Regions from separate parts of the Homo sapiens genome. Here region 1 is linked to region 2. Evidence: chromatin loops called from intact Hi-C (ENCODE). Cell type or tissue: IMR-90. All regions are shown on one strand. Links, peaks and the distances in the headings refer to the core of each region. The heading gives the core; the rest is flanking DNA.

What was found. A loop is a pair of places that touch in the nucleus more often than their neighbours do. Peaks named below come from ENCODE experiments on the same cell type or tissue, not always from the same donor. Only the 100,000 strongest peaks of a DNase experiment are listed, where the experiment ranks them.
Region 1: a loop joins it to region 2, with 2.3 times the contacts of the local background. A loop is called at or near these places in 2 of 110 quality-filtered maps.

The regions. Positions count from the first base shown.
Region 1 is chr11:95,982,694-95,999,056 of GRCh38, forward strand. It overlaps MAML2 (mastermind like transcriptional coactivator 2), which reads right to left. Exons shown (of 5, transcript NM_032427.4): 3 at 8,827-9,030; 4 at 2,838-2,949. Among named protein-coding and RNA genes, the nearest start is that of MTMR2, 67 kb to the left of the region's middle. RefSeq lists an enhancer at 2,056-3,255. In IMR-90, for the core only: no CTCF peak of the experiment used is centred there; a DNase peak (open chromatin) is centred at 8,978; H3K27ac peaks cover 1,235 bases.
Region 2 is chr11:95,833,222-95,849,584 of GRCh38, forward strand. MTMR2 (myotubularin related protein 2) reads right to left here. Exons shown (of 15, transcript NM_016156.6): 10 at 14,493-14,678; 11 at 11,732-11,938; 12 at 8,396-8,488; 13 at 4,873-4,986; 14 at 2,927-3,103; 15 at 1-2,230. The coding sequence ends at 2,069. It also overlaps the pseudogene RNA5SP345. Among named protein-coding and RNA genes, the nearest start is that of CEP57, 51 kb to the left of the region's middle. In IMR-90, for the core only: a CTCF peak has its summit at 2,980; a DNase peak (open chromatin) is centred at 2,990; H3K27ac peaks cover 316 bases.

The DNA.
Region 1 (16,363 bases), core at 5,981-10,980, 160 kb after region 2:
AAAGCTCGCTCATAGGCCATGGTATTAAAAAACCATGTTTTAAGTACAGTATGCACTGCATAACAATGTTTGGTCAATGAAGGACTGCATGTATGACAGTGGTCCCATAAGATTATAGTGGAGCTGAAAAATTCCTATGGCTGTATTTTAGAGGACACTCTAAAATAATTATTAAATGCATTCGCTCACCACTCACTGACACCCAGTGTGACTTTCAGTCCTGTAAGCTCCATTCATGGTGAGTGCCCTACACATATGTAACATTTTTTATCTTCCTTTATCATATATAAAAAGCATAGTAAATGTTTTTACTATGCTTTCAATAATTATTTTGGAGTGTACTCCTTCTACTTATACAAAAAGTTAACTGTAAAACAGCCTCAGGCAGGTCTTTCAGGAGATATTCCAGAAGAAGGCATTGTTATCATAGGAGGTGACAGCTCCATGTGTGTTATTGTTCCTGAACACCTTCCAGTGGGTCAAGATGTGGTGGATGACAGTGATATTGATGATCCTGACCCTGTGCAGGCCTAGGCTAATGTGTGTTTGTGTGTGTTTGTGTCTTAGTTTAAAAAATAAAAACAAAAAATTTTTAAAAAATTTTAAGTGAAATAAGCCAGGCACAGAACCATACGTTCTCATCCATATGTGTAAGCTAAGTTGCTCTCATAGAAGTAGAGAATAGAATTGCGGTTTCTAGAGGTGGGGAGGATGTGGGGAGAAAAAGCTAGACAGAAGATGGTTAATGGATACAAAATTACAGCTAGATAGGAGGAATAAGTCCTGGTGTTTTGTAGCACTCTAGGATGACTATAGTTAAGGATAATTTATACTATGTTTTCAAATACCAAGAAGAGGATTTTGAACGTTCCCAACACAAAGAAATGATAAATGTTTGATGTGATGGTTATGCTAACAACACTGATCTGGTCATTACACACTGTTTACATACATCAAAATATCCTACTGTACCCCATATATATGAACAATTATATGTCAATTAAAAATAATTTAAAAATTGTAAGAAAATAGAAAAAAAGCTTCTAGAATAAGGATATAGAGAAGAAATATTTTTGTACAGCTGTACAATGTGATTGTATTTTAAGCTGTGTTATCACAAAAGTCAAAAGTTTAAACAATTTAAAAGTTGTAAAGCAAAGCAAAAAAATTAATGTAAAAGTTAATTTATTATTAAAGAAAGAAATTTTTAAAAATAAGTTTAGTGCAGCCTAAGTGTACAGTGTTTATAAGGTCCACAGTAGTGTACAGTGATGTCCTAGGCCTTTGCATTCACACGCCACTCACTCACTGACACCCAGTGCAACTTCCAGTCCTGCAAGCTCCATTCACGGTAAGGGCCCTATACAAATGTACCATTTTGTATCTTTTTAATTATATTTTACTGTACCTTTTCTATGTTTAGATACACACAAACTTACCATTGTGTTATAACTGCCTACAGTAGTCATCACACTAACATGCTGTATAGGTTTGTAGCCTAGAAGCAATCAGCTATATCATATAGCCTAGGTGTGTAGTGGGCTAGATCATCTAGGTTTGTATAAGTACACTTTATGATGTTTGCACAATGAAATTACCTAACAACGCAATTCTCAGAACATACCCCCAACATTAACCAACACATGGCTGGAAACTGCATCTTATCTTTCAGCCTCCTTGAGACAATCAACTAGAGAATCCTGTTTTTGCTCTGAGGCGAAGTAATCTTAGAGAGTGGAAAACATACATCCCATTCCTAATGTTACTTGTTGTCTTTAGAGACAGTGTCTCAATATGTTGCCCAGGCTGGCCTCGAACTTTTGGGCTCAAGCAATCCTCCCACCTCTGCCTCCAGAATAGCTGGGACTACAGGCACGTGCGACTGAGCCCAGCTCCATTCTCAATTTTAGTTGAAAGAGGCAACCTGTTGTATTTGAGGGGGTTTAAATAAGTCAGGACAACATATTTAAAAGTACACTTAACAGTACCAGGAAGTATTTATAAAATAGGGGTGTTCACAGCCTTTCTTTCTTTAGAGAATCTTCTTTATGGCTTCCTGGACAGATGAAGGTAACAGGTAAGGCAGAGAGAACTTAGGAAACCCAAGAGCGTAAACTTAACTTACATCAAAAAGTGCAGAGCATTTTAGACAGTTTTGGGCAGAAGCGTATTGAATAGTTGCTGAATAGGAGAAGGCAGAGCAATATAGGCTGGGTTTGGGAAAGGTTCTTTTGGAGTTTCATGAGCGGGAGGAGAGAGAATTTGGGGGACTTTTGTACTTACCATTTATTTTATACTGAGAGAGCTATTAAGAAGATTTGCTTTGTGATTTAAATGGAGTTCACCTTTGGTGTTTTTGAGAGACTTCGTGAAAACTAAATCTGCTTTTCAAGTATTCCTTGGTGGCAGGACCATTTGTCTTTGAAGGGGAAACCTTGGAGATGGGCTCAATGGTGGATACAAAAAGACTAGGATTTGTGAAAGTTACACATGTGCCTGTCTAAGAGGGAGAAATGTCTGCTTACCTTCTACTACCTGGGTTAAGGTATATCTTTGGAAGGAGAATGATTGAACCTAACAGAAAAATATTTAGCTCTTTTGAATTCTCAGAGGTAGTCCAGAGAGTGGTGAAATATGTGAGTACAGGGCATGACTAAGCAAAAACTGATGAAAGGACTAAAAAATATTTAACTGTAGTCTTGGCATGAAAGTCAAATGGGAGTTAGAAATTCTAAGAAAGATATTATAATCATATGTGAGTTACAGGGATTATTGAAAATTGAAGTTTTTTTTTCCTTTCACAGCTATAATTTTTATTAATTTTTAAGAACACTTACCAGAATACTGAGCAGTTGGTTGCATATTGCCCACATTTCTTCTTTGGTCTTTATAATCTGGAGGTGGCCTTGACAAATGTCGGTTTATCTGATCTTGTGGAGCAATTTTCTCCTTGAGAAATGATATGAAAGCATATTATGTTGCATCATTCCCTTTTCACTTGTGAAAATACATGTAAAATTTTGTAAAATTTCAGAAAATATAAGAACAATTTTGCAATCATGGGTTACAAATCATGACCTTATTTTGTAGTCTTAATTCAGAGACAAATCTTTTCAATTTCAATAAACTTCCTGTATGGAAGTATAATTTCTACTTTTCCATAACAGTCAACATGTGTTTTGGTTCTAGTAACTACTCCTATTTTCTTTATTTTGCAATTCAATTTCAATGAGAACTAAATTTCTGTGATTTTTCAAGATGCTAATTTCTAATTTTGTCTAAAAACAGACACAAACAAGGTCACTGTGCAACCTCCAAAACACCAAACACCCCCCTCTCTTGTTAAATGAGTGATAGCTACTTCTTTATTCAATGAGAATAGCACATCTGATATGCTTTGGCAGGTACCTACGTAGAATTCTGGTCCCACACAGTGGGGAAAGCATAGGAGGTAGGGTTTTCAGATAAAATACAGAACATGTAGGTATTCTGTATTCTTATTTGTTTTTGTTTGTTTGTTTGTTTGTTTGAGATGGAGTCTTGCTCTGTCACCCAGAGTGGAGTGCAGTGGTGTGATCTCGGCTTACTGCAACCTCTGCCTCCCTGGTTCAAGTGATTCTCCTCCTCCTGAGCCCCTGGGATTACAGGTGCCCGCCATCACGCCCAGCAAATTTTTGTATTTTTTTTTAATAGAGATGGGCTTTTACCATATTGGCCAGGCTGGTCTCGAACTCCTGACCTCATGATCCACCCAGCTCAGCCTCCCAGAGTGCTGGGATTACAGGCATGAACAACCGCGCCCAGCTCTGTATTCTTATTTGTTAAATCTGATGACCCTAGGTAGGAGGAGATGTCAGGAGATAACCAACAGGTACCGATATAGGCACTATATGAATTTTATCTCTTTTTTACCTTCGCATAAACAATTCTTAAAGGTAGGTATGATTATTTCCACCTAAAAAATAAGGAAATTAAAGCCTTGTTAGGCTAAGTAACTTGCTCAAGGTCACACAGTGGTAGAACTGAGACCAAATCCTGAGTCCAAAACTCAGGCTCTTTCCTGACACACAATACGAGGCCCCTTGCTACTCTGTTTCTCAGCTCCCCATTCTAAAAGCACAGGTTTGCTGTCCTCCCTTCATTTCTTCCTTTTGGAATCAGCCTTTTGATCTTTAGAATAGGTGACTTTGGAAGCTAAGAGAAAAAAAAAGAGACATTCTTTTAATATGTCAATATCCTCAGTCAAAGACCACTAGGAACACAGCTGTTGGCTTTATTACTTGTTGCAGCAAGGGAGAACACACATCATGAGGGGTCACAGGGTGTCTCAGTAGGAGAATGTTAGAAAGAATCTGTCCTGAGATTTGGACTTTGAGTGATTTCGGAAGAGTCTAAGGAAATGGGGCTTTGTTCTAGATTGGAAGCTGTCACAAAGTAAAGTCAATTCTAACTGAATAAAGAAGTAGCTATCACTCATTTAACAACAGAGGGGGGTGTTTGGTGTTTTGGAGGTTGCACAGTGACCTTGTTTGTGTCTGTTTTTAGACAAAATTATGAAGTGTTATTTTGTCTCATTTTATCATGGTCTCAGAGTAACCCTGTCTGAGGTTGACATTCTGTAGGATTGTTTATACCCAACAGAGAACAAAACAGCTTGGCTGTGAGTATCATATCAGCTTTGGGAATTAAGGGCTGCTTTTTATCTTGTTTGGTATGGATCAGGGAGTTTTTAGAATGACTTCACTGCAATTTTGTATGCATCCCAAAGCAATCTCAATTTTCAAAATAAAAATAATCAGCATAGGTAGACGGAGAACACTATAATTATAGAAAAGTCAACAAATAGAAAAGAAAACTTTGTAATAGATACATGGGTAAATTAGCTGGAAAACAAATGTGCACTGCCTAACTTAGAACTGACTTAAACCATGTGTTTCTCAGTTTCCCATCACATTCCAAACCTTCTTAGTAGAATAAGTCTACTATAAAGGAGAGGAAAAAGCCTTAAAACAACAACAAACCAAATTTAAATTCTTGTTGCTAAGAAAAAGGCTTGAAAGACACAGTTTTTTGCACATAAGTAATTCATATAAAACACAATTTTGATGAGCTAAGTGTAAATGAATCAGAAACATATGGATTACATTTCTTTTAAACATGGGTTTACAAATTAAGGGAAAAAGTGGTTGGTGAAATGCTCTTTGGTTTTGCCCAAACCCTAAATGTTTAAGAAACAGCTTGAGATGTTCCATGAACCCAAATGTGGTGATGTTCAACCAGCTCTGCTGTAAACTGTTGTGTGAGATGACAGTTTTGATTTTATGCCAGCATGGACTTTCTGAAATCCACTCTTTTCCAAAAGCATCTGTCATTCTTTCTTATGTAATTAGGTGTTTCTACCGTTTATACTGAAGACAGGATGTGTGTGTGTGTGTGTGTGTGTGTGTGTGTATGTGTGAGAGTGAGAGAGAAAGAGAGAGATAAAGAGAAGAAGGTGCTTGACTTCCCATCATAGACTATATTGTAAACCTGGATTTATTTTTATATATCTTCAATCTAATTATTGACTTTTTTTTTTCTTTTGAGATGGAATCTCACTTTGTCATCCAGGCTGGAGTGCAATGGCACGATCTCAGCTCACTGCAACCTCTGCCTCCCAGGTTCAAGCGATTCTTCTGCCTCAGTCTCCCAAGTAGCTGAGATTACAGGTGCCCGCCATCATGCCCAGCTAATTTTGTATTTTTTTAGTAGAGACGGAGTTTTACCATGTTTGTCAGGCTTGTCTCCACCAGAGGCTAAACTGTTGTTCAAAGGGTTTTCATTTATATATATATAATATTTATAGTATATATATTTATATTATATATATTTACATTATTATATATAATATTTATATTACATATATCATTTATATATATATATCCAGAAATTTAGGTTTCTTAAACTACTCGTTCACAAATGACTTAGATTAATAACCTTGCATATGGACATAACACAGAACTGCCATGTTGTTCTTTTGTGCTGAAGAGCAGCAAAGACTAGCCTGCAATACTGAATAGAGATGGCTACATTTTGCAAAAGACTGACATTCCTATTCTGTGCAAGTGTAAACATATAGGCCATTCTTGAGAATACTTTTATGCAATATGAAATTTAATTTATGAACTAATATCTAATGATAACCCAATCTGTTGGACTTGAAAACCCATTATAGAAATCATCTGTTATAGTACATATCTGTTCTGCTTCAGTTTCTCCATCTGTAAAAATGTGAGATGTGGATAATTATAGGACCTCCCTCATATTTCTATTTAATTCTGTGAAAATCCAGCTTGGTGCCTGGCATACAGTAGGTACACAATGCGTGTTGGTAATTACGATGTCCGTTGTAATAAGTACTATTCATGTCTCTTCTTTGTGCTTCATTGGTAGGAGAATAATAGAGAATAAGGATAACAAACTTTCATGAGACAACGTCTCAATTTAGGTGCCTATGTGGCCTTGCCAACTGACTGCAAATGACCACAAAGCATATGCTAATGTACAGTGGTATCAAAGACCACTTCTTCCTGGATATGCTAAAAAGCACAGACACCCTCAATGGTGTCCAAACAAAGAGAAATGTGAATGGTTTTTAAAAATCACAAAAACAGCAGCCTCATTCTCATTCATCTCACAGTTTATGCCACTGCCCTTTGCACCTGTCCTAGTGGTGACTCAACTGGGGCCCAGTGGGAGTTAGCCCAGTGCCAGGCCAGGACCCTCATGGAATGTATATGCTACCACTTCCTTGCCTTTTAACAAGAGCTGAAAATCAACCTCTGTGTGTTATAATTCATGAAATTAGTAGTATTGATGGTAGTGATGAAAGTGTACCCAGTAAGTCAACCTTAGATTACACATTTTTCTCTCTGCTGTCCTTGTTTCTAAGTTCTTTAGCTTATAAGGATAAAAATGGGAGGGGAAGGGAACAGGGGGGAGGACTGGAGTTTTCAAAACTATGATTTCTAGAAGAAACCAGTTGTGTCACTTTGTGATCCAGTCTGTGACTCCCTTAAACCTTATGGCAGTATTCAACGTCATCTGTAATCTTATTTCTCAATATTCCTTATTCCAGGTCAAATAAATTTACTTCTCACTATTTCTTTTCACATGCCCTGAATACGAAACTTATTCCACTTGTAATTCCTTTAAAAGTGTGGTTGTTATACTATGTTTACTTTTTATCAGGCATTAAATATTTCATAATGCAATCTCAAACTCACCAACAAATTCACACCCAGGCTGCACCTTTTGGTGCTCCACCCTCCACCTACAATAGTGGACCCCACCTACTCTATCAGAATCCTACAGTCCTTCAAAATCAATGTCAAATTTTACTTCTTTGGGAGACTATCCTCAATCTTTGCAGGCTGGATTTAATCTTTCTTTCCATTACATTTTCTCTTACTTTTTATACTTTTTACTGTAAAAAGTATACTTTTTTCTCTTACTTTTTATACTTTTTAGTATATTTTATACTTTTACTATAATGCAAATCTGAATCTAGTACTTCCCCTTGTGTTAAATCCTTAAAATCTCTTCTGTTGCTTTTTAATGTAAATTCTGGCCTCTCAAGCCCTATCCTCCTGCTTCTTATCCCATCTTTACCCATCAATTCCCCCTTCTCGTGCACACTCAATACCTTGGCAGGCATAATATGTAGTATCCTTTATTGTCCCTAGGTCTTTGAATATGCTGGTTGTTCTGGCTGAAATAACCCTCCTACTCATCTCTTACTCCACTTTCAGATATTCGGTAGATAGAAAGTTCTTTCTGAAATCATTTCTAGTAGTTACCAGAGTATGGCATTTAATCACATGCATTACAATTGGCCAATTTATCTGACATATCCTCAGTGGGCTCAAGGCTTCTCTAGGGTGAAGAGAGGATTTGCCTTGTTTATGGCTCTCCCCTCATTGCAAATTATTATTTACTGAATAATTATAGCACTTGTGATACCCTGCATTTCTGACTCTCACTACAAAGCTCCTTGAATATAAAATTATTTGATTTTGTTGTTATCTTTTCTGTATACTTTAGCTCTAATTCACCTGGAGATGCTTACTTTTTATTTCATTTGGCCAAATAGTTTGAAGGGAGGCAATGAAACCAGGGCTGAGCAGATAAATACTGAAGGAGGGTTAATGCATGAAGAGTGTGTGGGAAACACAATCTTGTCTTTCTTAAACAGTCAAATATTAGGTTGGTGCAAAAGTGATTACGGTTTTTGCCATTAAAAGTAGTGGCAAAAATCGCAATCACTTTTGCATCAACCTAATATATACAGTGCAAATGGGAAATGTATTTTACATTTTCTTTTAAAAAATCCCCCATTGTGAGTTGCTTTATTTTGGAAGCCAAATCTTGGTTTTGAGGCTCCATGTTGGCTTTTAAAATTGCTTTTGAAACTCTTATCTCTAAAATCAGTTTGGATTTGAGTTGATTCAAGTTCAGTTTACTGTTTCTGCCCCTTAAGCCTGGGGAACAACACTGGTTTCTTTTGCCTGATTCAAATGCCCATGTTGGTTGTTCTAGACATTCCTGGGCTGGGCAGGGCTGGTTAGCAGAGGTGCCATGCATTCCAAGTGTCCAGCAGTTGTTAAATCAAGTTTGGGTTTTTTTTTCTTCCTGCAGTACACTAAATGTATGGAATTATCCTCTCTTACAGTCAGCACACCTTTGTTGCTGTCACGTAAGTAGGCACAGTAAATATAAATGGAAAAGAATAAACTCCCTCTGTTGGGTCAACAGGTTTGTTCAGTAGAAATTAAGAGAAAGTTTTACCGCGTCAGCCAGCATCTGCTGCTGGAGAAGAAGTTGCTGTTTCTGCTCCATGATCTGCCTCTGTAGAGTCTGCTTCTTTCCCATCAATTGCTGATTCAACAGTGATTGCTGGGAGTTCATGTAACCACTTCCAGTGTTTGGATTTGAGCAGGGGTTAGGACTTGGACTGGGGCCTGTGTTCTGGCCTACCACAGAGTGTTGATCCTAAAGAAGAGAAAGGGGGAAGGAAAAGCTACTGTGAATTAAAAAAAGAAAAATGTAGCACAAAGATCATACACTCAGATTCCAAACATTTTTCATCTTATTAAAGATCAAACATGGTTAAATGGGTTGGAGATCAGAGAATCGCTTTTTAAATGTAGAAGAAATAATTGCATAACACAGCAACCAAAGCAGCTGGGTTAATGACATTAGGGCACTGGAAAAGCTCCCATGAGGACTCTGATTGTGGAACCTCCACATTCCAGAAGGTGTTTATGGAACCTCAAAGAAAACTACCATAAAAACATATGGCAAACCTCTCAATTTCTCAGGAATAAACATCATAACCTAACAAATCCTTCCTTTTCCCAAAGTTAGCATGTATCATTGCTGATCCTGCAATGAAAGTCATGTTTTAATTCACGTGTTTAAAAGTTGAAACTATTTTGGACAGAAGGCATTTTGCCTTACCCAGCTTTCTGTGACAGAAAGGCAGGAAGGCCTCTAAGTTTCTGTTTTATAAACTCAAACTTGGAAAGGACTTCACTTCTCAGGGCCTTGTAAATTTTGTTCCGCAGTCAACAATTCAGGTATCTCGGCGCAAGAATCTCAGTAAAAGAATACCCGACACACTGACAATGAGAAAATATTGATTAAAAACTCAACTGTATATCAAATAATATTGGGTATTGGTGAACTGCCTTTCTAATTTGAGGTCTCTACCAATTTTTTGGCATTGACAGATCAGGACTCTGCAAGACAGTAAGCTAAACCCAGTTGAATATTCTCATTAATTCCCAATGATGTATTTAGGATTGAGCTCTACACTAGTACACTAGTAGGGTTACAAGAAGACTAGAAAATATGGTTATCACCTTAGAGAATTTATCACCCAAGTGAGGGAGAAATGCTTACATGTATAAATATAAGAAAATGTAAAATCAAATTTTAGTTTACATGATATAAACACTAAGTCAAAAATTGTTATACTTTGATCAGAATGATCTGGGAATCAGCTTATAAGGCAGATGCCCTGGCCTTGTCCCAGGGATTCTGAGGCTATAGATCAGGGTACCTCCTTAGGTTATTCTGATACTCATTGGTCCAGGGAATATGCTTTGGGAAACACTGAATACATGGGAACAAAAGAAATCCAACTCTCTCTTTTTTTTTTTTAAGAGACAGAGTCTCACTCTATTACCCAGGCTGGAGTGCAGTGGCATAATCATGGCTCACTGCAGCTTCAACCTCCCAGGCTCAAGCAGTCCTCCCACTTCAGCCTCCTAAAGTGCCTGGGACCACAGGCGTGCGCCACCTGGCTAATTTTTAAATTTTTTTTAGAGACAGGGTGGCTAATTTTTAAATTTTTTTTAGAGACGGGGTCTTACTATGTTGCCCAGGCTGGTCTCAAAGTCAAGGGCTCAAGTGATCCTAGATCCTTGGCCTCCCACAGTGCTGGTATTACAGGCATGAAGCACTGTGCCCAGAAAAAAAAAAAAAAAATCCATCTGTCATTCACCAACTAAACTATGTAAGGTTACAAGACATAAAAACATTAAGCAGGGAGTTGGGTGCGGTGGCTCATGCCTGTAAACCTAGCACTTTGGGAGGCCGAGGCAGGTGGTTCACCTGAGGTCAGGAGTTTGAGACCAGCCTGGCCAACATGGTTAAACCCCATCTCTACTAAAATATGAAAATTAGTTGGGTGTGGTGGCACATGCCTGTAATCCCAATTACTTACTCAGGAGGCTGAGGCATGAGAATCACTTGAACCTAGGAGGCAGAGGTTGCAGCGACCCGAGATTGTGCCGCTGCACTCCAGCCTGGGTGACAGAGCAAGACTCTGTCTCAAAACAAAAACAAACAAACAAAAAACCACAAAGCAACTCCCATGATACCACATGAGTAGAGGTGGTAGGTACACTGTTTGTGGAAATTATCTTTTTTATTTCTTTCTCTTTCTTTAACTATGTGCCGAGCTGAAATAAATAAACAAGTAAGTAAGTAAGCCACAAGCCGAAAGCCTTGGCCTTGCTTTAGTAATCTCTGAGGCTACAGAGCTCACCAGCTGCCTCAAAAGCAAAGGGTTACAAAATAATTCTAAGGGCGACCATCCACTGAGGCTTATTATCAGCCAGTCACTGTGGTCCGTGCTTTACGTGATTTATCTCATTCACTCCTCCCAACAAAACAATGAGCAAGAACTTGTATTATTAACCCAACTTTGCAGATGAGAAACCTGAGCTCAGAGAGATCACATAGCTGTAAGTGGCCGAGGAGGATTTGAAGCCAGGTCTGTCTGACCCCACAACTCTAGTTCTCAATCAGTACACTTTACTGCCTGTCACGTGAGACAGGAAGCATTGAGAAGAAAGATTTTTGTACTTTAAACCTGGGCCAACCCATCAGTTCATGCAGCACTCTTCCCAGGGTTGAGCACCCTCAGGTCAGGAAGGTGGAAAGAAGTGTGTTGGAGAGAAGGACAGGGGAGTGAGGACAGGGTGGGGAGATCCTCTTCACTAGTTAGTAAAAAATAATTACAGCCATCTCTGAGGTACATCCTTTGAGCAGCTTAAGGAAACCATCCTCTAATATATTTACACCCCTATGACCAGTCAGTTCTTTCAACTTTAAATCCATCATGAATTTCGGAGACTTCACCGCCTGTGTTCTATAAGCCACTAAGAATGTGGACTTGGAGACAAGTACTTGAGGGTCATTGACAGAATGGCAAATGAGGATCGGTGAGCTGAGTGTCTTGGAGGGCAAAAGGAGGAGGAAATACATGGAGGATTGGGGGCTGGGCCTTTTGGTGCACCCTGAGTAAGGACAGGGAAGCAGAGCCTGTGACAGGGGGAAAGAGGCAGGATCAGGGAAGCGTAAAGACAGCTGGAAGTGGTGGGGGAAGACATCAAGGTGGGAGAGAATGTATTGGAGATGGTAGTTTGCTTTCTACTCTCCACTTGAACCAGAATAGAAAGAGTCTGCTCTTTTCTTTGTTAGTTTGGAGTTTTATGTAAGACTTTCAAAAGAAGATTTTGTGTTTTTTTGTTTTGGTTTATTTTTTTAAGTAGCTGACAAGCATAGGTAGAAAAATTCAAAACACTTTTCTTTTCATCTTCTTTGCATTGCCATGCAATGGACAAGACCATAAGCTCCGGAGATAGGTCCACCTTGGTTCATACCCCAGTTCTGACACTTAGTTGTGTGATGTGGCAGAAGTTAATTCACCTCTCTAAGCCTCAGTTTTCTTATCTGTAAAAGGGAAATAATAACAGTATGGATGTCACAGTTTCCCTACAAGAGTTAGGGGAGATAATCCAATACCTACCACGTAGTAAGCACTTACTAAACAATAGCTGCTCATAATTATTAAAGTTATTTCTACACATAGGAACAATAGTCTGTTTACGTTTGTTTTCATTGTGAAACAAAGGAGATAGAACTCGCAGACTACAGAAAGCTGTTCTGTGTCAGGTCTCTGAGAAATGTAGAGGTCTCAGTTATATTGCAGATTATGAGCTGCCAGGGATTTGGGAAATTACCTTCATCCTCCTACTTGAAGATGCCAGAAGATGGGTGGGGTATCATTCTCTGATGGGCTGTCTTTTGGGGTGTGCTTCTTTCTTCTCAGTTAGGGGCTTAGCTCAGGTCTCTGTTAGCTTTGCTCTTTGCTGTTCTGGTTTTTATTCTTTTAACATCCAATTATTTATGCATAGTGCAATCATGTACATTTACTAAGTACCGTGCCTTAGTTTCCTCATTTGCAACATAAAGGTAATACATTAATTACCTAAAATTTAACAAGATGAATTTTAGAACAGTGCCAGGGACTTAGTAGAGATGTTTGATACACTTTAACTATTATTATTTTGTTATTTCTGTATTTTTAAATATTAGATGTTTTATATCCAATGAGTCTTATGAAGGAGCTCACACTGTAAGTGTACCTGGACTACAGATGTGGTGTGTTTGGCCCCCATCATGTTTGAAACACAAATTGCTCTTTTTGCTCTCCAGGTGGCCACAGCAGCCTCTACTATTCCTTACTTTATTATACCCACCCATTTTCCTCACTTCTATCATTTGCCTGGTCCATGTAGGCCATCTGAGTTTAAGATCTCTGGCATACAGTTTATCTGGGAAGATAAGCTACACATACCACACACTCCACATATCCACTCACCCAAAGTTATGACAACAAAAAGCAATGCATAATCATTTCCATTAGGTGGTATGATACCTACTAGTGTCTTAAGATTAAAACCCAGATCATGGCATACATTTACCTATGTAACAAACCTGCACATCCTGCACATGTACCCGGGAACTTAAAAGTTGAAGGAAAAATCAATCAATCAATCAATCAATCAATCTCAGATCACCTAATGCCTAGTCACCCATGAATCCATCAATCCATTAATGCATTTGACAAAGTATACTGAATGTCTACTCTGTGCTAGGCAGTTTTTTATTTTCTAGAGACCAAAATGTACTTAGAAATGGGGAAAATGAAGAGAAAGAAAAGAGGTAGACAGAGTGCTCAATGTTGGCAGAATTGATGAGCTCCAAAATAACTTCCAGAGAATTCTGGAAAACCAACCTTTTCTAAGATTTATAAAAGATCTGCATGCCAGGAAAATGTAACTATGTCTCTTTCTCTCTCTAATCAAACAGATAGACTGTGCTAAATGTAGTTTATTTCCTTCACGGTACCAAAAGATACTTTAGGACCCTTTTCCCTAGGGTCTGAAGGGTTTTCCAAATTTGAAACTGGTGCTTGGGTGAAGGGAGGTGCCCTGGTATGGAGGAAAGAATGAGATAAATCCTTTCTTGTAATTTTGTAAAAGATTTTTAAATCTTGTAGTTTCTAACTCATGGGTTTTACCATGTACCTACTATATACATTCTTTGAATTCATGATTGAAGTAATATTTCACTGCTCTTGCATTTTTTTGCCCTTATGTTTGCTGTAAAACACAAAACACCTCCTTATACAAGCTTGCTGTCATTGCCAACATGTTGTGCAAACTTTAGTACATAAAATAGTTTGAAAGAAAAAACTGCTTTGATGCATTGGCTTCGATTTTCATACTCAGCCTCACTCTTTGCCTTAAATTCAACCCATGTAGAACTTAATAGAAATCATCTGTTTTTTCCCCAACACACATTTTCTCCTGAAGGGCATATGAAGGCTGTGGTAAAAATCGCACATTCTCAGCTGATAGATGAGAGTATGTGTGTATGTGTGCATGCATGCATGTGTGTGATTGTGAAAGAATTAGGCTATTTCCATCTAGGTAGTCTTTCACATAATAGAAAACCCAGTTTTCTAGACAAACCGTAGTTAAAGATTGATTTGGCAGCAAGGAATAGTCAATGACTGGTTCAAATCATGAACTTGCATGATCTTTCATTTTACATGTTCTTTTTCTGTTTTTACCTACAAAATTACAGAGTTTGGTTCTAACCTACAAAATAGGTTTCGCATCCAATCCTCCTGGGTTTTAAATCAATTATGAGTGCACAATAACGTATATTTATTGTGTACTCCTAGATAGTTTTCCACGTTTGTGAGTGTGTGTGTGCATGCGCATTTGAGATTTTTAAAAGTCTTTTTATAGTATTAGTCCCTGAGATAGTGTAGCATGCCAGTGCTTAAGTATGGATAAAACTTCTTGGTCCCTGTTTTAACCCAGCACAGGACTGCCAGACCAATGAAAACATGTTTGTATTCTTTTTATAAGGTTCAATCAATCAACCTGTCTTTAGAATTATTAAGTTCACTGCATTCTTATTCATTAATTCAACAAGTATTTATTAAGCATTGCATTCTTCTGGGCCTTGGGGATAAAGCAGTAAAAAGATACTGAAGGGACTTCTCATGAACCTAAAACAAACAACATTTTTATGAGTTTTAGAATCATAATCGCTTAGTGGGATACACATCTTTTTCTCAAAATGCCATCCCAATCAAAAAGCATTTGAGATCTTCATTTCAATATTTCTGAGCTGTACACAAGTGGTCCCGAGCCCACTCTAAGGCCCACTGGTGAGCATCCTCTTCTTCTAAGGCTTTGGCCTTGTCATTAGAAATTCACTGCTCTGTCCCTAACCACTGCTAGTATTTAGTCATCCTATCTCTGCTCTTTTACTCTGAGAATGTTTTAAAATTATCTCAAATCAGTAGTGAAGATCTCATAATACAGTCATATATATATATATTTTTAAAATGTTTCCATCCTCATCTGTCATTTAAGAAGATGCTAGATATTCTTGATCAAACTGCTATACTCAAGAATTTTGGACTCAAACTCTATACAGATACTAGACTCTTTATATAGCAACAGCTTCCTTATATAGCAAAGCCTATATCTACCCATTTATCCACTTTTCTATCTATCTGTCTGTCTGTCTGTCAGTCTGTCTGTCTGTCTGTCTGTCTGTCTGTCTGTCTATCTATCTATCCACCCCATCCATCCATCTACGTACCCAACCTCCTTACCTGTCCATTCTAGTCCAAATCTCCAAAGTGCACTTTCTTCTACCACATCCCTAGCAAATGATCATTCAACCTCTGCTAAAATTACAGAAACATTCTTGATGTATTATTTGGAATGCTCTTCAGAACTCCAAGCTGCTATTCTTAACAGCATCTGAGCAAAGAAAATGCTTTGGACATGATGGGTTTCATTCATTCACTTATTTTCTAAAAAGTAGGTACTGACTAAGAATAACCTATGTCCTGGGCATTTCATCAGGTGCTAGAGAAATGGAGATAATTTGGACACAGTTCTTGTTTGCAACGCTTTTACCTCCAAGGAGAGGAGATAGTCATAGTCACACCCTGGATTGTGGGCAGTCTTATTAGGAGGGTAACAAAGTTCATGCAGCCTGCTGGAAAATCCTGCCACTTGACTATATTTTTAAGTTTTCCAACTGTGCTACTGATGGATCATTTATTTCCTAGAATGGTCTCAAGGATGTTAGGAGACCATTTGGTAAATCAGGTATATGATGACCGAATCTTTTAGCTTGAGGCAAATAAAACATGCTCACAAGTTAAGTAAGCTCACAAGGAAGCTGGATGCATGTTTTAACTTATGGAAAAAAATCTGGTTAAAAATGCTTTCCCCAATTTTTTACTTCATTGGTTTAATATCTTGCCTATGGATGACCATGGGAAGTACTAGCTCACTGAGGTTGCAATCTATGTCTACAAACCTGGGAGACAATTAGGAGAACACATGAACTCTTTTAAATGGGTACCCTTTTTCCTTAGAAGACAAATTACCTGTCCTCTGTGTTAATTGTGTTTCTCTCAAAGGCAGTTTGA
Region 2 (16,363 bases), core at 386-5,385:
TACGTAAAAGTTGAGGTATGCAGAGACTAGGTCGAAGGAGGCTAAGGAGCTTCAACTTAATCATACTGGTCTCTAAATTTTGTAACCCTAATCAAAAAGGGAAAAAATTACACCTGCACAACCAATAGACATACAAAGTTATGAAACATGTAACTGTCAATTCAAATATTTAAAAGTTTTGCTTGTGTAAATATATAAAAAGGGCTAGTATTCCTCCTCCCTCCCTCCCACACACACCAGTGGTATATATTAAATGCCCAAGTGCATGTACTCCATATTGGAGACTTCTGCAGAAGGTGAGGGGAACCACTGGAAGGTTCTCAGCAGAGAAGTGGTAGGGTTGCACTTAGATTTCCCTGGCTTTTGATTTGAATTTGAAGTGGATGCAAGTATGTTAAGACTAGAAGCTTTAAATTCTTGATCTCTTCAGCCATTCTACATTCTTTTATGTGGTATCAGGCCAAGATAACCAAGGTTTAAATGAGGAAAATGGCAGATGCGTTTGTGAAATACTTGGAGTAGAAAGCTTAATTTTTAATTACTGATTTGCTAGCCACTTAAATGCCCTGTTAAAAAGCTTATATTTCACACAATTACCAAAGAAATCATTTTGGTACCAATTTTGCTAAATTGGATATACTAATAGAAACTTCCTCACTGCAAGACCAAGAGGGAGGCTAAGGTTCAGACTCTCTGTATAGTGAATTAGTGAGTGGAAAAACACTGTATATTTTAATTGTTTGATTTGGGTGTTGGTTAAGGAAAAATGGGTACAAACTGAACATTTTCATCTGGGGTGCATATTCCTCCAATAATTTCCAAATATTTCTGGGGAAAAAAAAGAAATGGCAACTTTGGACAAGAACAAAGTTTAAAAGTCAGTTGGAATTTCTTTTAATTAAAAGACCAAGGGGACAAGAAGCTCCTTTGTTACAGTACATTACATATGGCTCTTATGTAGAATAAAATAGACATCAGAGTCAAATGTTTCTACCAGCACCAAACTCTTACTTGTAGCAGGTGAACAGTGAAGCAAGATTTCTTTTACTGGCTTTGAGATTGTAATACATCTTTTACATGCAGTGTGTTCTTTGGTAGACTTAATCGTTGAGTGAAATTACAGAATTTGCAAAGGAAAAAAATGTAAAATTTGAGCACAGTACTTCTCACTATAAGCTATTTATACAGAATTCAGAAAAAATGTCAATCCTAGTAAGATTTTTAAATACTTCTTAAAAACTTGCTAATTAGCTTCTGTGTGTTCAGACACACAAGACAAGTGAAATACACTGTAGTAAATAATTAGTTTTTAAAATATCTTTCATGATGTTTCTGGTAATTGGGCTAATCTGAAGGGCATGGAATTCTTTGAACTCCTGTATGGCTACTTTCTCCCCTTCATTTTCCCCCAAGCACATCTATAAGGCCTCCCATTTTGGATCAACTTGCTAATATGTCTTAAGTATGTAAATAATGACGGCAATAATTTTCAACTACTACCACACCGTAGTATCTTCAACACTTTGCCTTTTACTATATGAAGAATATGGAAGTTGAAAAGTGATCAAGGTAAATCAGTTACTGAAAAAAAGAAAAACCTAGAATGGAGAAAGGGATATCAAATGATTTTGATCTGTCATGACATCAAGGCCCAATATATGTGATGCCACAGAATTTCAGTGTTGGTTTGAAAACTGATGTTCCTCTGCACAGTGAGCACAGAGTGTATTTCTAAAATGGTTTTAATATTACCAGATGCCAAAAATTTGTAACAGCATTTGCCTTTTAATAGAAACTTGTTCCCACTGTGAATCCAGGATTGAAGTATTTTAATATTCTTTGGATACTTAAAAGATTAGTATCATAATCATGTAATTACATATGGAGTTACTTCACTTAAGCCACCTGCACTGCTACAGTTCTAAACTCATCCTAGAGAGATTTAAAATAAATAAAGTGACTGAACTTTCTCTCATAGATGGGTTCTAAATTCCGAAGACTTTCTACTCATAGAGCTGCCAGTGTAATCAAGAGTGTATAGCAATGATGCCCCTGATCTTACAGTCCTTTATACAACAGTTTGGACAGGAGTGACACACTGTGCAGGAGAGCTGGCTCTCTCTGAGGATGAGGTTGATCGGTTAGAAATCTCTCTCTGTAGTTCCTCTACTTTTTTCTGAAGCTCTGCTCGTTTAGCAAGAAGTTCTTTGTATCTGTTGTGAATAGGTTCCTGCAAGAGCAAAACATAAAATATTCAACTAGGCAATCCTGACCAAAGCCAGGTCAAATCATTCCCTAAATGTTGCAGTGTATGTTTTTTCAGCTGTTGGAACCAATGGCACCTTTCCAACCCATCAGTGAAATTAAATACCGGGACTGTGGACACCACTAATCTTTTCACTGGCTTTCCCAGTGCCCCTGAGTATTTCCAAAGAATAACCTGCTGTGTAGGTGCTCCTGAAACTGGTACTTTTCCAAATACAACAAATAATTAACAAGACAATTAAAAGACAGTAGTCAGAAGATTCCCTGTTATTTATAGGTTTTTAGTCTTAAACAGTTCTAAGTAGTTAATATTCCATAAACATATTCACAGTAGACCAGAATTTTGTTCAGCTTTTAACTTTCCTAAAGCTACTTTCTTCAGCTTATTAAAACAAGACCCCCTAGAGGTTATCCAGACAGAGGAGGGAAGATGCAAGAAAAGAGAGCAGTGATTTGTCCAATGTCATACAAGCAGTCCTAAGAACCAGGTATACTGATTACCCTGCCCCAGTGTAGTATTTTTCTACTATACGATTGTTAACTATCAATGGGTAAGGAGTAAAGTTTTAAATATGCACAGATAATCTTTCCAGCTGCTTTTAAGGAGACAAAGTTGCACTGCATGAATGAAAACTCCCATTGTATATTGTAAGGCACATACCTGTGGTTTCATCCGTGGATTCCACCTTATGTAATATCCCACCCAGAGCTCTAGGTGGCGCATGCTGGCTACTGGATAAAGGACATGATTGGAATAGCTCCCATAGAGAGGATTAGTGAAGTCTTCCAGCTGGCTGTTTATGTAAGACCACAGTGACACAGTCCTTTTAGGAAGATTCTGTAGGCAGGAAAAATAGGTAAAGATTCTCCACCACATAAGCCATTTACACTTTAGATGAAATTTGTGAAGAAGTACTTTGTTGTCATTAAAATCTCTTTAGAGGAAGTGGACTTGGAGACTTCAGTGATAAACCAACTTATATTAAGATCAGAGGGTACTGGAAAACAGTATGCAGTTCCTCAAAGAGATACCATATGACCCAACAATTCCACTCTTGTACATATCCAGCAAACAGAAGACATGTCTGTACAAAAACTTTTTTATAGATGTTCAAAGCAGCATTATTCATTAACAGCCAAGAAGTGGGAACAACCTAAAAGTCCATCAACTGACGAATGGATAAGTAAAATATATCCACACAATGGAATATTATTCAGCCATAAAAAGAAATGATATAAAATGTATGAACCTTGAAAGCATATTAAAGGAAAGGAGCTAGACACAAGGTTTACATATTAAATGATTCCATTTATATGAAATGTCCAGAAGAGGCAAATCTAGAGACAAAAACATTAGTGTTTGGCAGGGGTGAATGGGGAGTGACTATTAACAGGTTTTCTGAGGTGATGAAATGTTCTGAAATGAAAATGTGATGGCTGTACAACTCAGATATACTAAAAACCAGTCAACTATACACTATCAAAGTGAATTTCATGGTATGCATATTATTATCAATTTAAAAAGTTTTTTTAAAAATAATCAATGATTCCTACCCCAAGGCTCTCAAAAAATAAAACTCTTCGAAACTTAGCTATGCTATTTCTAATGAACATTCCTTAAGTTGTTGAGTGCCTGCTATGCATAGAAATACTTACTGCATGCTAGACACTGAAGACATAAGGTGAATTTAAAAATTTAATACCTGCCTTTAAGGAAGTCTAGGAAATACTACATAGCAGTTCTTGTGGTATTTTGTATTGCTTATTTAATAATCTTCATAATTTTACAAAAGCAGACATTAACTTCCCCAAGCGAACTGTTACAGTAAGTGATAGATCCAGGATTTGAACCCAGCAACTGGGCTTCAGTGCAAGTACTTATTCCTACTGTGCTTTATAAAATAAAACATAAATACTTTGTAACCACATTTTTTAGAATAAAAGTTGATGCAGAGGGAGATACCAATCAAGATGATTAAGATGTTGATACATAGGATAGACAAGTTTTGATAAAGAAGTAAAACTTGAAATGTAATCCTTACACCATTTCTTCTTAATACCAACCCCACTTAACAGTGATACCTTTGGGGAAAAGGGATAACGAAAAACTTTAACTTTCTACATACTATCTTTTCCGTATTTGAATTTTTTTATGGTATTACTTTACAACTTAAAAAACTCAAAAACTTAACCTAAAATGTCTCAATAAGTAGGATATACTTGGGAATTTGAGCTGCCTATTCACTCGAATATACATTTTCTGCTAATTAAATTTTTCTGCACCTGCTGTAAAGGATTTCCATTCTACATGGAAAAATTGGTACACTGGTGCTCCTTAGATTTCACGTACTTCAGTTCTCTTTAGCAGAAACCACTTCCCACTCATGAACTCAGCAGACAGCTAGCTAGCACCTTCAGCCTTGTGACAAAGATACTTCAGAATATATCAGGTCCAGATATATGGAAGGAAGCCCTCAATATTATAGCATGTAAGATAAAGTATGACCCAAAAGAATGACTTCAGTTGAAATCTGTCACAGAGTACATTCTTTTAGGGAAAAGTATACAGTAGAGATAGTATGGGGAAGGTCATGTTTCATATTTTACCTCTTTTCCTCTCTGTTGTTCACTATTACAGAGGAATGTTCCGAATAAGCAGCTGTATAGGTGGTCCAAAATGGTAATGAGAAAATACTCATTGAATTCAAATGCGGTAGGAAACTGCAAATCAAACATCACAAACACATAAATTAAGACATTCTTCAAGCATATTCATCCCTGTCATGGGTAGATCCTTTTGAGGTAGTATTTAAAATGAAGTTAAACATTCAAATCTACATTATTCCAAGCCATTATGGCATTATTCGTATGGTTTTCTTTTCAAAAATCATGTTATCACTTTTCTGATCATGATGTTTCTGTATCTGCTATATCTGCTAACCCTAAATTTGCAGGCTGAATTTTGACTTAGGCAATTCTGGCAACTCTAGGCATTCTCTGCCCAAAATGACCACAAACAACATTAAGATTCTTTAAATTTTCAAGAACATAGTTGTTTTTCTTTTTTAAGGATTACACACAAAATGCCAATAATGTCTCCAGAAAATGTCAGCAATACACAAAAGTAAACATCTAAGGCAGATAATTTACAAGTCAACCAACCTATTAAATATTTAGATGGTGCAAAAATAATTGCGGCTTTTGCCATTGAAATGGCAATTACTTTTGCACCGACGTAAACTTTTCAGGGAACATCCATCCCATCAAACCAGAGTCCCTTGTAAGCCACTATTTTGGCAGCATCTAACAAAAAGAAAATTCACTCTCTAACCCAAGCCAGGGGCTTGACTGGATGTCTTAGTTTTACACAACACAATTTTAGGGGACTAATCAAATGAAAAATTACGAACCCCTGAAAGTTAGAAGGTTTCGTTTAATCCATCCTATCTAATATTTCAGAATTATTTGGAAGCTTCTATGTAAGATTCTACCAATTATAGGGCTGTACGTGATAAGAAATTATATAAATATTTAGATTGCAGACTGTGAAAATACACATTGCTTCCAAGCTTTTACATCTTAGATCCCTTCCTTTATAGTGGAGGAAAATAGTATAAACATCATGTAAATGGAACATGGATGAAAACAACTTTGCCTTAAAGTTTCCTACATTTTAGCAAGTATAGACAGGGTAACATGACAGATTTCCTAAACAAGAAAGGGCACTTACTAGGCCTTGATTTTTGTGGCTGTGAAGCTGAATGAAGCAGATGATCAAGCAGAAGATGACCAAGCATTTCCACAACAAAACCAATTGTAAAAAACTTTGTCAAGTCCCATTTATTCCTTTAAAAAATAAATCCCACCTATTTTTCACACTCTTAACAGCCCTATTATTAGCGAAATATGAATGCATCCTGAATCACTAAATAGCAATCCCAAGGATCTAAGCCTGCGATTAGTTTTTCATCTTCTTGGCAAAACTGTTAGCTCAGTTATGAGAAGACAGTGTAATCAGTAGGCATTTCCTCACAAAGAAAGTAAAATAGCAGGGCATTAACTGCAGCTATTGCTTTTAAAACCCTCAGCAGAAGAGAACTATTTTGTTTTCTTTACATGTTTAAAATCTAAAAGGCCCTTCAACAATTGCTTCCTGATCTCAGGGCTGAGGTGACAGAGATGAGGATGGAAATAGGAGGAGAGGTATAGAATCTGGCTGTCATAACATAGTTGGTTCTGTTTTGACAAATGTGCTATTCAAGTCTCTGTACTAGTATTCAAGTATTTATAAAACTGATAATTGCTAACAAACATTATGACTAGTTAATATGCTTTATATTCAGGAAGAAAATATACAGAAAAACACTAGGTGTATAAAATAAAGATGGCTACAAAGTATTTTAGGTTCTATCAAAAATACAGATTTAAACTGATTTTCTTTTATTTAGTGCCAGGCTCAAAATTAGGATTAAACTACTTTTAGATAGACAGCATATATAAAGTTAACAAAATTAAAATTACTAAGGAAGAAATGTATTATGATGTATTCTTCTCCCATCCAAGTGCTAACAAGGCCCGACCCTGCTTAGCTTCCAAAATCAGATGAGATGGGTGCATTCAGGGTGGTTGGCTATAGATTATCGTGTACTCTTCTTTGCAAGAAATTGGTAAATGTGCTTTTTTTCTAGCAAACATATCAGAACTGATACATTCAAACACATCGTTTCCTTCAAGGTATTCACCTTGGAAAGCAGTACACACAACCATCAACAATACCACAGTTTCAAAGAGCTTTCCTACTCCTTTGATGGCGAATTTTATTTCTACCAAGAGTCAAAGGCTATTTAAAACTGAATATGGTAACAGTCAAAAGTGGGGTCCTAATGTTTTGGGTCAAACATCCAAAAAAGGATTGTAGGGACTTAGGTAGTTGATATACTGCCTCAAAGCCAATTCCAAAGGAAAAAGTCAAACCTAATCCAAGAAAGTATTAAACACTGCACCTCTCCTTCCTCTTACCTCCCAACACACCAAAGGTCTGATTTATAAACCAAAACTGAATTGTATACACCTTTTCAGTATATATGCTAAAATACTAGTCTCATCATATCATAGTCATAGCTACAAAAATGCTTCATTTAACCCAACAGTTTCTAAATAATTCACCCAAGTAGAAATGCTTATGGAGGCAAGGGACTGTTAAATATATAATTGATGATTATTTCACCCCATTACCATTAATTTTCTTGTATTGAAATAAACAGTATTTTATTGAAGCTAAAAATATGCTCCTAAATAAATATGATCCAAAGCCAGGCAGAGCCAGCACTTGCCCTACTTTAAATTCATATGGCAATCTAAATAAAAACAATTCAGACTTCCAGTTGTTTTGGGGTCTAATAAACCCTTGGGTAAATAATTATCTCCCAATGAGCTGCATTCAACAGGGTTTCGAGATGGTTTGAGTCAGAATTAAATCATATTTTTAAGACAATGACCCGTTGCCTCATTAATAAAGTGATCTCACAATAAACCAGGTGTTTTCTCAGTCCCCTCTACTCTTTCCAAAAGATTAAATTCATTTATATTAATATTTCAAATAAATTTGTTAGAAGTTCTAAAAGCCATAATAGCTCTCTCTATGCCAAAAAATAAAAAGAACTGGATGTAGTATGTGCCTCCCTTGTTATGCTTTCTATATAAACATTTTTCCCTTAAAATAAAAATTTTCAGAAGAAGCAGATTGAAATTCAAAAAAAAAATTAACAGTTAAAGTTACTTAAAATATTTTATTTTGCTTGCGGTACCTAGCTTATTTTTTCTCCACTCTTAGCAATATATAAATGTGTTTTTAGGTGAGCCTATTTAACACTATTTGTTCAAAACAAATGATAAAACCTCTCAGGAGTTATTATCAATGCTACTCACTGAAATACTAATAGAATCAAATTTTCAAGTGTTAATCTTTAACCTGATTCATAATGTGACAATAAATAGCTCTCACATGGACATGGAGATGTTACAAGAATTTCCATTTAATGATCTATAGGCTAATCAGTGACCAAATCTCCCCACTCTGACAGGAAAACTGAAAGGAGATGTGTAAGAATACATAGGCCAGATAAATTACCTGTCTTGTCATCTGCCAGACACAGTCAATAAATTGAAGAAAAACAGGCGATCTGTCTGCATCTGCATGGTTCTTATCTCCATGGCCAACTCTCTGAAGCAAAAAGAGTGAAATATATGAACTTAGGGGGATTTTTCATGTTTTGATGGAAATAATTTTTTAAAAAAATAATTGGTCAATAGTCTAAAAATTTTCAAAGTCGGGTGCTGTGGTTTACACCTGTAATCCCAACACTTTGGGAGGCTGTGGTGGAAGGATCACTTGGAGCCAGGAATTCGAGATGGGTCTGGGCAACATAGCAAGACCCCATCTCTACAAAACATTTTTAAAAGCCAGGCATGGTGGCGTGCACCTGTAGTCCTAGCTTTCAGGAGGCTAAGGTGGGAGGCTGGCTTGCGCCCAAAAGTACAGGACTACAGTGAACTACGGTCGCATCACTGCACTCCAGCCTGCATGACAGCAAGGCCCTGTCTCAAATACATAAAAATTTTCAGAAAGTCTTTTAAAGAGCATTGCAAAGTAAGTAAAAAATCACCCATTATCCTGCCAAGCAGAAACATTTTGATGTGCAAACTGCTCAGATATTTTCTGACACAAGTGCTTATAATATGAATTACTACTCTGTTTAATAAACTCAGATCCTAAAAGGTTGCTAATAAAAGATGGAAGCAGTCAGAACCTCAGAGGCCAGATTTTTGTCCTGGAGATTTTAATTTCTCTCTGAGAAATAAGTTACATGGACACTGGCCTCAGAAAGCACCATTCTCTGTTCATATCTTGACCACTGAGTGAAGGGTACCCCCTCCTATCTTAGCACTAATGTGTCTTCATCAGGAGGAACCATATTAGCACACATCTTAGAAAACCTGTCAAAAATGCTTGACATCCACCCTCCAAGCATGCAGTCATCTACCTAGTTTCTCAGTTATTTCCTCTGAGGACCTTTGACTCAGATAACTGAAAACAGAATCCTGCTCCTTACCCCAAAGCAGGAATTCTAAAAGTGTGGTCCACAAACATCCAAGGGCTGTGAGGTCAAAACTATTTCCATAATATTAAGACATTATTTACCTTTTTCAGTGTGTTGGCATTTGCACTAATGATGCAGAAGTTATGAAGGATAAAAATTCTGGTGCCTTTGCAGGCATCAAGCAGGGCAATGCTTATAATTAAAACTGCATTCGTACCCACTGTATTCTACCCTACCAGACACTCACAGTTAAATTAAAGAAAAAAAGTCCATTTCTCTTATGCCAGTGTACTTAACAACGCAGTAAAAATTACTGATTTTATTAAATCTCATCCCTTAAGTACACTTTTTTTTTAATGGCCTGTGTGACAAAACGGGAAATATGTGTTAACTCTTTGCTACTGCATGTAGTATGGTAGGAGATAGCACTTTCTCATCATTTTTACTTGAAAGAAAAATTAATGTATGCATTGTGGTTAGAAAGACTTAAAGACTTTTTTTTTTTGAAAAGGTACAATGTGAATTATCACTGAAAGGAAAACAGCTGACAATATTTGTTGTCAATGAAAAAATTCAAGCTTTTGAGTGAAAACTCAATTTTTGGTGAACTTTTGCCCACCATAATGAGCTTAAAAATACTTGAAGGCTTTTCTGACAAAACCAATGGTGATGATTAACAAGTGTGATTTTATGGTATTATATGATGAAATGCATTTACATTTGGAAGATCTGTGTAACTCAATAAGCCAGTATTTTCCAAATAACCAATATGTGATGTTACAAAACCACACATGGGTAAAAGATCTATTCAAAATGGAAGTGAGACCAATGGAATTTAATGATAAAAAAAATTCATTAACTTGATTTTGGATTCCATATAACAACTAACCTCTAAGAAACTACCATTTATCAAGTTCTGGCGTAGTATCAAAGAAGAATATCTACAATTCCCTGAAAAAGCTATTAAAATACTTTCTGCTTTTCCACTTACATATCTGTATATGGTTAGATATTCTTCATATACTAAAACCAACAAAACATAACAGATTGAAGGTAAAAATAGATATAAAATTCAGCTATCTTCTATTAAGCCAAACTCATTAAATTTGCAAAAGTAAAACAATGCCAGTCTTTTCATTAAACTTTTTGTTTTGGAAAATATTTTTTTTAGTTTAAATATTTCTGTTAATATATAATAAGCTTATTTCCTAAATTAAGAAATATTTTTAAATTTTTTCAAATTTAATTTTCAATATGGCAAATATTGATATAACTCACATAAAGTTCTCTGGGTAACAAGTTTGGGGAGTTAGGAAAAAAAAGTTCTATCCATAATTGTTAACAATGTAAAGGGGGTCCTGAAACCAAAAAGTTTGAGAATCATTACTCTACATTAACCTTGTGAGCAAATCCTCTTGACTGGGTGCCCTTTAATTGTCAAGATTCTATTTTCAGAATATAACTAGGTAAAAAGAACGGGGGGAGTAGGTAACCAGAGTTAGCAATTTAGGAATCCATAGCAACTTCGAACACCCCAAAATGTTTGATTTTGAACACATTTATATAAACATGTGCAGCTTTGGCTGACTAAAACTTGATTCTTTGAAGTACGAGTTTGTTTTAAATGGCCGTTTCATGATAAGTACATTGTGTAGAGAACGGCAAAATGTGAGCCATCTGAATAAACACTCCAGGTACCCAATTTTATTTAACAGTTCAAGTTCAAAAGAGCAGACTAACTTTAAATGTCTGTTCCTTTCATGTTACAGTTAACCCTTGAACAACACGGTTAGAACTGCACAGGTCCACTTATATGCAGATTTGTTTCAGCCAAATGCAGGATGCGGAACCCACATACACAGAGGGCCAACTTTACATGGTCCCAGCAGGGCCAGCTTCAGAACTTGAATATGTGTGGATTTTGGCCTGTTCATGGGATCTGGGAACCAAGCCCCCACATATACCAAGGGACAACTGTATAAACACTGCTAGTATACTCTGGTAACTACTGGATACTAAAGGTAAACATTACAGACAGCATCTGGGTAAAGACCCTTCTAAAAGTTTTTCAATTATTTAGGAAAACGCCTGCCCAGAAACACCCGTGGACATCACTGAATGATATCCGATGTTTCCCAGTGGAGATCACAGAAAAGACTGGGTCAGACACTTGACAAATAGCTAGCTCTGACTCCAGACTAGTCATGTTAGGGATATCTTAATGCTTTCCAAAACAAGCAAAAACGTTTACCCCACTAGATAAATGATCAATTTCAGATGAATATCTTATTTTAAAAAACACATTTTTTTCACATGCCTTGGCATGAATGCATGTGATATATCCAAAGTCAAGGTTCCTTACTTACTAGTTGAAATCGATGTCCAAAACTTAGCCATTCTTTCTCCACAAGGACTTCAAATCCTCGGATGGTTCGATAGTATCCATCCAACATGAGCATGGCAAGGGAAGTGAGCTGAGCTGTGCGATCCCAACCATCACTGCAATGCACTACCACAGACGTCTTCCCTGACTCTACCTTGTCAGCAATCCTAAGAGCCCCTGCAAGAATAAGCTGGAAAACAGATTTTTTAATACATTGTTTTTAAACAAGGTAAATACTTCCTTCTTCAAAATTTACTAATACAGCTTATCAGGGATCATTATTTCAATAACATGAGGAAAAACATTTGTCCCTTCCTAAGAAGAATTTTTTTAAATGGTAGAAGATATATAAATTTTGCTTTTAAAACTAGAAAAACCTCATAATTGCTGACTCCTATTAATTTGCCCAACGAAATAGCCAAATCAAAAGTACCTTTGGGTGCTACATAAATCATGGTGTAAGATTCTTCTTAGAAAAGTTCTAAAGAGATCTGTTTCTAAGAATCAAATATTCCATCATCTATTTAAATAAAAATAATTGATATAGCAATTGAAGCCTTGTTATGATTTAAAACAATGCTTAAACCAAATTGGGATAAGCACCTGAAAGCAATAATACTGGATCTCTTTAAAATACTCTATAGCAGTTATTGTATTGTTTTGACTAAAGATTTTTATGTCACAGAGCATACAGCAAGCACAGTATAAACTTTAGAGTGAGCTACTTTTCTGTAACACTGCATGAAAATTCACAGAATATGTCAATCTGTTACTTAAAATAACTTCAGCTCTTATTTTTTTAAATATGCAGAAATCCTTTGCAAAATAACTTACCTTTTCTGAAGTCAATCTTGAGTTAAAACTAAACATAATTAGATATAACCAAAAAAGAAACACAAAAGTATGGTATCTTAAAAAAAAAAAAAAAAAAAAAGGACAATACAGCCCTATTCTTCTCTGCAATGGCCATATTGTATTATACTTGAAAAACAGTATAGTTCTACATACGCAGATGAGAATGAAAGAAAACAGATTATTAAGCTTGGAAGTATGATAACCTCCCCTTGATCACAGCTATAAGCATATTCTGGAAATGGGGTACTATGACGATCTTGACTATATATCAAGAGTCATTTGTAAGCCTGAAGTGCCTAGACCTCATTGTCCAATGATCCTAATTCAGTATCTTAAATAAATTCCACCTATAATTCTAGTGCATATACGAAGTTAAGAATCACTAACCCAAAGGCTTAGTTAAGATTGATCAGGAAGAGTTATCCAAAGTAGTAATTGTTCATTCATTCATTAAATAAACATTTATGGAGTCCCTTACTAGAAGGTAGATACTGCTCTAGGCACGGGCCATACAGCAGGGAACAAAGTTCCTGCTTACTGAAGTTTACATTCTATTTGGGTGAGGCCCACCAGTCACAAATAAACAAGGAAATATACAGTATACCAGATGGCAATAAGTGAAAACGCTCCATAGAAGTTATAGGGAATGCTGGTAGAACTCTTATTTTGTAAAGAGGCTGGGAAAGGTCTCTCTCAGAAAGGTGATATTTGAGCAGAGACCAGAAGAGAGTGATTGAGTAAATAAACTTTCTTTGTGTGATAAGGATTGGGGGAGAATAAAGTAGTTTAGCCCAACTATATGTCTTATAACTCTAGGGAAATTTGATTCTGTTATAGCCAGCCTTTTAGAGACCATGTTGAAACTGCAAATTAAATATCTGGAGTTTTCAGAATCAAACACAGCGATTTATGTTAGTTCCAAATCAAGCCTAAGGCTGTATATTTACACATCACATAATTTAATGAATGGGCCACATGAACATGCTCTCTGAGTAGTGTTTATACTTTGTGATTTTCAAGCTTCTAAGCTTCTCAAAGGGAAACAATAGTAAAAATGGTCTATTTAAAATTCTTATTCAGTTTGGTTTTCTCTTCAATTCTGTCTGAACTTCAGAGATTTTAATGTGAGCAGAAGTATCCTCCTTCTTAACGTGAAAGACTGCATTTCCCATTACCTCTTAATATTTATATATGTGGTTACATAAGTCTACATTTTGGTGAGTTATGTTACTGACAGACCATATCTGAAAATATAACTAGATTAAATTAGCATGTTAGGTAAATTAGCACTGACATGTGCTCTGCGAATGACTTAGCACTCAGTGTGGCTCATGCAACCACTCCACCTCATTTCCCTGATCAGAATGGTTTTAACTTCACAAATCAACTAATATTTATTGGGTACCTATTCACACGGATAGTGCTGCCCTAGCTCCTGAGAGGACAAAAAAATATATGTAGGATTTATCCAGTCTTGGTCTCCATAAATTAGCAATATACGTTGGTTGACACACAAAAGCAAACAAAGTACACGCTAGTTCCTGATTAGATGGAAAGACAGGGTAAAGAGTTCAGAGAAAATGGAAAAGGATGCAATCTGGGAAGACCTTATGGAAGAAATGAAATATGAACTGGAATCTGAAGGATGGTTCGAATTCAGATAGGATGGGAGGGGGAACAAAAGAAATACAACATAACCAAATGCACAATATAAAAAACCAATTCATTCAAACATTAAAATTCACTAGTAGTTCCAAGTATCAAAGCATTTACCCATTTTTCATTGTTTAGAAAGGTACCTTCATGTTGATTGCAATTATAAGTAAAAAGCTAATATAAACAAAGGGGTAGAGAGAGTCTTTGTTTGGGATATAGTAACACACACCCACCTTAATATGTTCTAGCCAATGAGTAGATTCCAAGTTAGACAACCAGTGGGTTTCCTCAATGTTGGGGTACACAATCTCCTTAAGTTTTCGTAATGATTCTCTCATAACATGAATATTGTGGATATCCAGGAAAACTAGTTCAGCATTTTGATAGGCATCTTCACTTTCATAACCTCCACCCTTTGCCTGGAAAAAAGCACACATCATGGAAAATCATAAATGAATGCACATCTGTAAACAAGTGACATAAAATATCCAATAGCATAAAAGATGATACATATTACTGGAGACAAGGAAAACTCCACAGGAAAATGTGGATGGCTCAGGACAACTTATTTAGCACAACCACTCGCTTTCTTGTGTTCTTCTTTACAAAATGAATATATACGTAGTCTGACTTGCCCATATGGCCATTATTAAAATTAAATATGAAACACATAGGAAGGTATTTAAACACTGTAAAGCACTAAATTTTCCCAGCCCATACGCCAAGTCCTACCCAAACATAAGTTCTTACAGATGACTTCCTTTCATATATACTGAAATTACCAGACTGTAAGTTTCATGTGCTGAGACCACATGTCTGGTTCACCTATGCTTCTTCACCTCCCTGCCTCTTCACCTCATTTTAATCTTCATATCTGAGAAATAAACTCTTTGCAATCAAAATGACCTGCTTCTTTTTTAACCACATAATTCTCTTTAAATAAAAAGACAGAACAAGGATAAAAGCACAGAATGCTATCATCATCAATGTTCTCAAAGACTTAAATCTACATCTACAAAATAGAATGAGAAAATATTTGGTGTTCAAAATAAGCTATGGCTAGAAAGAAGAACCTTATTTTTCTGGACTTAATCTTTTTATATTTCATGAATAAAATATTCTATCTCCTACCTAACTCGTGTAAAATTATACTTCTTAGAGCCCTAATAGAAACAAATTAGGAAAATACTGGAGCAGTAAATTATACAAAATTAAGTGATTATATGACCCACACCTTTGAAACAACAAAACCACCAACTCATAACCAGCAACAAACTACTGAAAGAACAGAAGTTCAGCTTCCTTTCTGACACTGAGAGTCTGGGAAATCGTTTGGCACAATTATAGAATTTACAGTATTTCAAGGGATACCTGTTAAAGATTACTTCTGAAGAGTGGGAATAAGACAGGAACTTTCAATTCAAATTTGTTGCAACATTCTAGAAAGACAGCAGTGGTAACAACTATACAGAACCTGTCACCGAAACACATAGAATAAAAATGCCCTGGATTCAGGTAGTGGCATGGTTGTACAACTTTGTGAATATACTAAAAGCACTGAAATGTACACTTGAAAAGATGAGCGCTTTTCAGTAATGGTACCTGCTGCTGTAGTTATGTCTTCTCTCTCCTTCCCTCCTCCTATAGATTTGGTCAACTGAACCAAAATTTCAATTTCCACAATGCTAATATTTATTCTGCTGGAACAATCAGCTACAGCTAACTGCCAATTCTTCAGTCTGAATAACTTGTTCAGGTGGAGGACGGTCAGAAGAGGGCACCACTAGTCACCGAGAACACTAGTTCGCTATTCCTAGAGCAGTACTATACAGGGACTTCAGTGAGTCATAAGCTCAGTTAGTTGTCAACTTTGGAGAAGTGGGAAGCTAAGAATAACTGAACACCTAGTTATTATGTAAGTAAGCAAAAGTTTATGCATTATTTTTTATTAAATGATTTTTGCTCCCAAAACAACACTGTTAACTATTATTATTCTCATTTTTACCAATAAACAAATTGAGGTCTAAAGAGGTTAAATAACTAACTCAAAATCACACCATCAAGTTGAAGAGCCAAGACAAGAACCTATATGTTTACCACTGTA